3 separate regions of the Mus musculus genome follow, and all the other regions are linked to region 1. Evidence: chromatin loops called from intact Hi-C (ENCODE). Cell type or tissue: left cerebral cortex. All regions are shown on one strand.

Region 1 (2,500 bases):
TCTCTCTCTCTCTCTTTTAGTCCTTAAGAACTTTGGATTTTATGTGTGACTATATCATACTGTTTATAAAGGTAGAGTCATATAGGTTTTTCTTTCTCTAACTAATTTTACTTAACACAGTATGCTTAATCTATTTAGGCTGTAACTATTATTTCCTTCTTCAGAAATGTTGAAGATTATCCTATCACTTTCTTCTGTGAGTCAACCACTGAGTCTAACACAGGGACATACAAAAGAACACATATGGCATTCTATAGTTCTATTTTTCATCCTGTAATTATTCATCAACACGAAAACAAAAGAATGCATCTATAGCTATATATCACATATACCACATACACACACACACACACACACACCCCACACACACACACACATTTTTGTGTGTGTGTCAAGTAACATAGAATTAAGGGCATAGTCTGTGGCAAGCTCTTTGACTATTATGCTGAACACTGAGTTTAGTTTTTAGCACTTTGAGCTAATTGTTTGCAGTGCTTCTACTATTCTTGTAAGATGAAGATACTAAATTGTGTGTATAAGGTGGAAGATCTGGATTCTGTAACTTATGGTTTCTTAGGTGAGTTAATACCTTTAAATGCTTTAAAATAGCATTGCACAAATTAAAATTATAAAGTTCATGCCAATAAATCAATGCATTTTATCCATCTAGAGTGATAGTAAGAATCCAGTATTGTGCTCAACCATGAGTTAAGAGCAAGAACACAGAACAAAAGGAAACGCCTCTTAAAAAAAAAAAAAAAAAAAAAAAAAAAAAAAAAAAAAACCCAACAACTTTGGTATACAATTTTGAGCTTTATATATGAGGAAATCCAGATTTTCCTTTATATTGGTCCCTAAATGTTATATAGATGCATTTAGATTCTTAATGTCAATGCGGAGTTCTGACACTAACTACTCTGTGAGCTATTTCTTACCACTGAGTTTCTCTTCCCAAAGTTTCCTTTTTCTGCAAATCCTCATGACATTTCTCTTGGAGGTAGTAGTACTCCTGAATGATGTTCCATCAAGAGAGGAGAGTGTGATTCTTCTTTAAATGTCTGTGGTTTCAGTTGACCTGGAGGAAGAGAAGCTTCTCCATGGTTTTCCATTTCTATTCTGCCCTGTTTCCTTCCCACTAGACCCCGCCCTACATTTCACACTTGGATCTCATGGGTGATGATGAGTCAGATGGCATTTCTCACCAGCACTCTCTTGGGTGTCCTAGCAGTTTAGATCACCTACATTGCAGACAAAGCTGCTAGAAACACATGCAAAACTCAATTCCTCTAGGTTATTCTAAGAACCTTAATTCATTTGAAAGTGAAGGGGTGGCAAAGAACTTCAGCCTACACTGCAACTCACAAAGCAGAGAAAACTACTAATTTATCCTCTGTGATGACAAATCAGAGAAGTCACCCAGAAACATAATCATAGCATACAAGGTCAGAATAGATCAACCCTCACATGTCCCAGGCACTTCTGTTTGCCTCTGGGGAGCAACAGTTTTTCTTGTTTGGCTAACGGTGTGATGGGTGAAATACAATGTGTGGAATACAAGGGATAGGACGGCAAGGAAGAGATGAAGAACCTCATAAGGAAGAAACATATGGCTATGCATATGCATGCTGGTCTGCATCAGAAGCACATGTGGCTGGATGACAGGATGGTGATGCTACAGGAGAGCAGTCAGAACCAAGCCTAAAAATGCTTTTTCTCTACTCAGTGCTTTCCCATGGTGTGAACACAGTTCTCAGCTATGCTAAAGTGGATTTCTCTACTCACATGAATATACATAATAAAAGGTGCCTTACATTGCAGTTGCATTTGGAAAATTCAGATATGTGTGTGTTGTGTTGTTAATACATCTATACACGCATATACAAACACACATACATGTATATTGTATTAATATATTTATATAAGTATACATAAATACATGTTAATCTCTCTTAATCACCTTGTGCTGTCTGTATTCTTTCTGAATGAACAATTACTCAGACACAACATTTTTTTTTCATTTTCTGTAATTTCTCCTAATATTTTTCCTTTTTAATTAATCATTTTATTCATTTGCATTTCTCTTAACTTTTAAAACCTTTACAAAATGTTGATAATGATGAGGATAATAATGATGTAGGTTCATTCCTTTGCATTCCGTGACCTAAAATTATTAATAAACTGTAGGTGAATATTAGGGTTGTTTGAACACTCATATTCTCAATATGCTATAACTAGGTGCCATAGTTAAAAACTGATGTCCATGAAACTTAATAAATGTCATCTTGATGCTACTAATCCAGCTAGCTTTCTTACATGTAAAACTTGAAAAAAATGGGGAAGGGTTGAATAATGGAAGTGGAACCTTACAGATTCTTTGGAAAGTCAGTTGGATGGTGTTTTGCTAGGGCAAACACATGTAGGAAGATTAAGCTTAAGTAGACACAGGTGAAAAACTAAAGCAGACTCATGAAGGAACATTTAGCTTTAGCAGACACAGGAG
Region 2 (2,500 bases), 1.3 Mb after region 1:
AAGCCTATTTTCTTTGTATCTAAGCATTCTCTATAGAGACAGAAAATGTTTCTATACAATTTTCTCCATATCAACAAATGGACTTGATCCTTGCTCCCAAGCACTTTCACTTTTCTGGAGTTCAGGGTAAAAGCAGGAAAATCAAGTCCTATTTTTATCTTTGTGGTTACTTTGAAACCAGCTGTCTTTGCCTGTTTTAGCTAATAACCAAGCAGGCAGTGTGGGCTCTCCTCCTCTCCCTGCTTCATCTGGTTTTGTTGTTATTGTTTGTTTGTTTTTCCTTTTGTTTTTTCCTTGCTTGCCATTACTTACTTCTGCCCAGAGATTATGTTCTCCATTCCACTAGCTCTGCCTTTGCTGGCAGGATGGGAGCAGTGATCATAGCACGCTGATAGGTATTCAGAACTGTGCTGACCCTAAGGGAAGGACTCAGAAATGGGAAAGTGAAACTTCAGGGGCAGCCTCCAGAAAGGCACTAAAGACTTGAAGATCTACAGTGGACCAAAAACACCATGCAGACTTTCAGGGACAGCAACATTTCTCTCTGTGGTTCTTCAAATAAAATATAGACAAGCACTCAGAGGCTGGATTTCTATAACCTCCCATCCTCTGACATCCTCTAGGCTCAGATCCACCCTAAACACACGTTCACTGGTTGTACTGAAAAGGATGAATGGTTCATCTTAATGCCATCTAGCTACAAAAAAGTAATTTAAACTTGAACACACACACATCTTTCATTGTATTTCAGTAACAGTATTACCTAGTAGCTCTGTCATAAACGATGACGTATAGGGAACTCATTGCAATATAGAGATAATAGTACGCATCATAAAAATAAAGAACCAGCTTTGCTCACCAAATTCAGATCGGACTCTGAACATTGCCATGAGAGGCCAGCAGGGAGAGAGTTTAGCTTGAGGATTCAAACATTGATTTTTCTCATGGCAGGAAGTCCTTCCTGTACCAGGTCCTGGAAGATGCTTCCAGGCAGCAAAGTCGCTAGTCGTGCCACACATGAGCTTGAGCTGAGTTAACAGAAACTGTTTGCATTCGTGAATGAAGCTGGCTCAGAAAGGTTCAGAAACGAAATCCTCTGCTCTGCAGAAGATTGACATTGGAGTCTCAGACACACACTCCCTCACATCATCTTAGAAGGTAGTCCAGAATTTACTGGGAAATGTCTGGGAAGGTTTTGATTCAAGTTATTCTTTGAAAATTTGGGCAAGTAGTTTCTGTGCCTATTTTTTGAAGGACTGTGCCAAAATATGCTTCCCTTGCCTGGATGTTGTAAGTAGTAGAGATAATATATGGCTACACTTTTCAGATTAGGCTGGCAAATTCCAAGGAGTATTTGGCAGTATACTTAGGAGTATGGGAGGCCATGGCATAAACACAGGGCATGTTCCCAGTGTTTCTGTTTTACTCAATGGCAAATCACTTACAACCTATTTTTATATTAAGCCAAACAGAGAGCTTTACTGAGTAGAAAGAAAAATCTACTGCCATTTTTAAAGCTCAGAGTGATGAGGAATTTCCGAGATAGCAGGCAGCTGCTGCATGGTCTATACCTCTCATTCCTGAAGAATGCACAGTCTATACCTCTCATTCCTGAAAGATGCACAGTCACTTTCTTTGTCTTCATGAGACTTCAGGAGAAGATATGAAAAGCCCCGTGTGCAGGAAAGACCTAGCATGGAGACCAGTCCTGCAATGGGTTCAGTGCAGCTCTCTGGCTTTATCAGAGAAATGTGCTTGTGTGGTGGGCAGAGGGAACTCTCAACTGGTCCAAGTGCAGAGAAACGGTGTCTGTGGAGTGCTCAGCCACAAGTGAGGCATCTGGATCTCACACCTTCCCTTGCTCAGGAATCATCACAGAAGAGGTAGCAGAAATATTTCAAAGAGCTAGAGGTTTGGAAGGACCAGAGCAAAACTGTGGCTTCTGAACATGGCAGGAACGCTGCTCGCATGAACTCATAGCAACTACGGTTGCCTACACAAGCCCTGCACAGATCAAGTAAGGCGGCATTCCAGCCTAAAGGGGAAAGAGCTTTGTGAAGAGCTATGAACAGTTAGTGGCTTGTGAGAAGTTTGGTTTTCTTTGAGTGTGTTGTTTCTGGTAGGTCACACACACTCCAGTGGATGATACCCATACCCAGAAGTATATGAACAGAAATATATGAAATTGGAGCTTATGAGTATTAATTAAAAACAAAAGATGGTACAAATTTGGGGAATGTAGGGTGTTCCAAGTGGATCTGGGAGGAGTTAAGGAGAGGAGTTAGGGGTGTACATAATCAAAGTACATTGTATGAAATTCTCAAAAGCTTAATTAAAATGTTTACTTAACAGAAACAAGCATTTTTAAAAGACATGCTTTGGAGTTTGACCTGTTCAGTGACCAATAATTGGCAAAGATTATAATTTAGTATTTCTGGAACATAATTGTGTCTTTTGTCCCTGGTCAGATCACAGATGTGGATAGTATTAGGTGCCACAG
Region 3 (2,500 bases), 300 kb after region 1:
AATTGAACAGTTTTGTGATCTACATAATAACTCAAATGTTTGAGCATGTTGTAGTGTAATATTTTAATTGTCCAATCAACAAAATATTTATATAAGAATAAGAATTTAAAATCCAAATGTAAAATTACTCAAAGGAGACTCTTGAAACAAAATAACCTGAAGGTCTCATTTTAAGTATGAATTGATGACACCAGGATAGCCATAAATGTCTAATTTATGTAAGTTCTGGAGTATCACAGAGTAATGGCACACATAGTCTTAACAATAAAATCCTACAGAGCTAGAAGCTTGCTATGGGGTGTGTAACTTTGAAGTCACTGAAGATGTAGCAGACAGAATTATACTCAAAACACCCAGCTCTCACATCCTGCCCTGTTCCTTAATTTTCACTGAATTCTCAGGTGGCCTGGGAAGTGCAAACCTGGGTAGATCCTACACCAGTAGCAGAGCCTCCTCTTATTATCTGGGGAATGTCACTGAACCATAATAGTGTTTCCCTACAAACTGTAATTGGAGTAGGTACTTGGAATTTGGGGAGTGACAGCCTATTAACAGCTCTAACAATAGGAAAACTGAGTATGTCTCCAGCCTTCATTGAAGCAGGAAGAAAATGAATACTATTGACTACTCTTAAATGCCAAAGAACTTTCTTGACCTTCAGCTTTTATTAACTCATTTTTTTTTCCTTAGGTGTAGGTATTTTTTGAATGTAGCTATTTAAAAAACTTTCAAAAAGGAAAATTTATATTTAAACTCACATAAATGAATATTTTAAACCTATGCCTAATTTATTCCAGATTATTGTTGTTATGGTTTTCCCAATACATCTGTTTTTGCAATTACATATTGAGGTAGGGAGTGAATTTATAGCATTGATGGAGAAAGGATCTATTGCATGCATGGTACACAATTAGCCTCTGGTTTAGTAGTAGAATTGCCAGAGAGAAAAACAACATGAGGCTACTGATAGATTATCCTGCATCTAATGAGCAGGCCTTAGGATATGTTTGGACTCCTCAGTATCATTGGCAGTTCATTCTATTTGAGCAGCCATAGATAAAATGTAGAGAAACTCTGTGCTCTAATTTGGCTTTTAAGTAAAGTTTCCATGAATTCTCATCTGTAAGGCAAGGCAGATTCAACAAATCTCTTAGGACAGCCTCTGGTGTAGGCAAACAATCTGGCACCAAATGCAAACACCCCCATTCATCCCACATTTGTGTGCTGAGTCAAAATGCTATAGGAATATAAATTTCTGCCCAGCTAACTCCAGAGTTTCTTGCATGTTTTCAGAGATCCTTTAGTGAGGTGCTGTCCCAATTTTCCCTATTCTGTACTAATGGGCAGATTGCCTTACAAGTACAAATCATTATCAAAATAGACCTGGGATTTGACAGTGCCTTTCATCAGCAATCTCAAATGCACTAGGCTGGATGCTAAGGCAAAAGAATCAACCTGTTCTAAAAGCAGGTAAGCTGTGCCACAAGTTAGCTTCTGGAAAAGGCAAGTGCAAATGAGGCCCCACAGTCCTCTAAACTGAAGAAAAAGAAGTTTCAGTGCAGAAAGGTGTTATTTTCTCCATTTCCCTCAGCAGCTCTCTCTCTCTTTTTGCCCCCTCTTACAGCTTTCTTGCTCATTTAAAAAGTACTAGAATATGAATGTTAAATTTAAACATACCCTTAAAGTTATATAAGTAATTGCACTACAGGAATGCCTGAGGAACTTTTACAGGTGAAAAGAAATGATTAATTAAAACTCATAATTCTTAATATCAAACTAGATGGTGTGTCATGAGATTTACATATAATCTTGAATATAAAACGGCTTTTTCCTTGTTATCACTTTTTAACTAAAGTTGCACATTAAAAAAAAAAAACAATGAGGGAATTGTTGCTGTCTAAAAGAATTACAGGTATAGAAATGGAGAGGAGCCTGAGGAAAAGAAGGTCCAGTGACAGGCACAAAGTGGAATCCAGCTCAAGGGGAGGTCCCAAGGCCTGAAACTATTACTGAGGCTATGGGGAGCTCACAAAAAGAGATCTATGATGGCTGCCCTCCAAAAGACCCAACAAGCAGCTGAAAGAGTTAGATGCAGATATTTGCACCTAACCAATGAACAGAATCAGCTGACCCCTGTTGTTGAATTAGAGAAGGCTGAAAGAAGCTGAGGAGAATGGCGATCCTGTAGGTGGACCAGCAGTCTCAATTAATCTGAACACCCAAGATCTCGCAAACACTGGACCACCAAACAGTATACACCAGCTGATATGAGGCCCCCAACAGACATACAGTAGAGGACTTCTGGATCTGTGTACATTCAGAGATGATGTACCTAACCCTCAAGAGACTGGAGGAGCCAGGGAGATTAAAGGTCTGGTCGGGTGGGGCGTGGGGGCATCTATGTGGAGACAGGGTTAGGTTGGGAGGAGGTGTGGGATGTGGAGCAGATGGAGGATGGGTGGTGGTTGGGGAATGGAACATGGAGTATAAACATAAATTA

What was found. A loop is a pair of places that touch in the nucleus more often than their neighbours do. Peaks named below come from ENCODE experiments on the same cell type or tissue, not always from the same donor. Only the 100,000 strongest peaks of a DNase experiment are listed, where the experiment ranks them.
Region 2: it touches region 1 in a loop (3-fold over the local background); 2 of 42 quality-filtered maps call a loop at or near these places.
Region 3: a loop joins it to region 1, with 7 times the contacts of the local background. A loop is called at or near these places in 2 of 42 quality-filtered maps.

The regions. Positions count from the first base shown.
Region 1 is chr2:108,288,645-108,291,144 of GRCm38, forward strand. Gm13912 (a long non-coding RNA gene) reads right to left here. Exons shown (of 3, transcript XR_374869.1): 2 at 936-1,075. Among named protein-coding and RNA genes, the nearest start is that of Gm13912, 1.4 kb to the right of the region's middle. In left cerebral cortex, no CTCF peak of the experiment used is centred here; DNase peaks (open chromatin) are centred at 1,273 and 1,606; H3K27ac peaks cover 690 bases.
Region 2 is chr2:109,613,344-109,615,843 of GRCm38, forward strand. No RefSeq gene overlaps it. Among named protein-coding and RNA genes, the nearest start is that of Bdnf, 79 kb to the right of the region's middle. In left cerebral cortex, no CTCF peak of the experiment used is centred here; DNase peaks (open chromatin) are centred at 1,105 and 1,299.
Region 3 is chr2:108,583,803-108,586,302 of GRCm38, forward strand. No RefSeq gene overlaps it. Among named protein-coding and RNA genes, the nearest start is that of Gm13912, 290 kb to the left of the region's middle. In left cerebral cortex, no CTCF peak of the experiment used is centred here; a DNase peak (open chromatin) is centred at 1,213.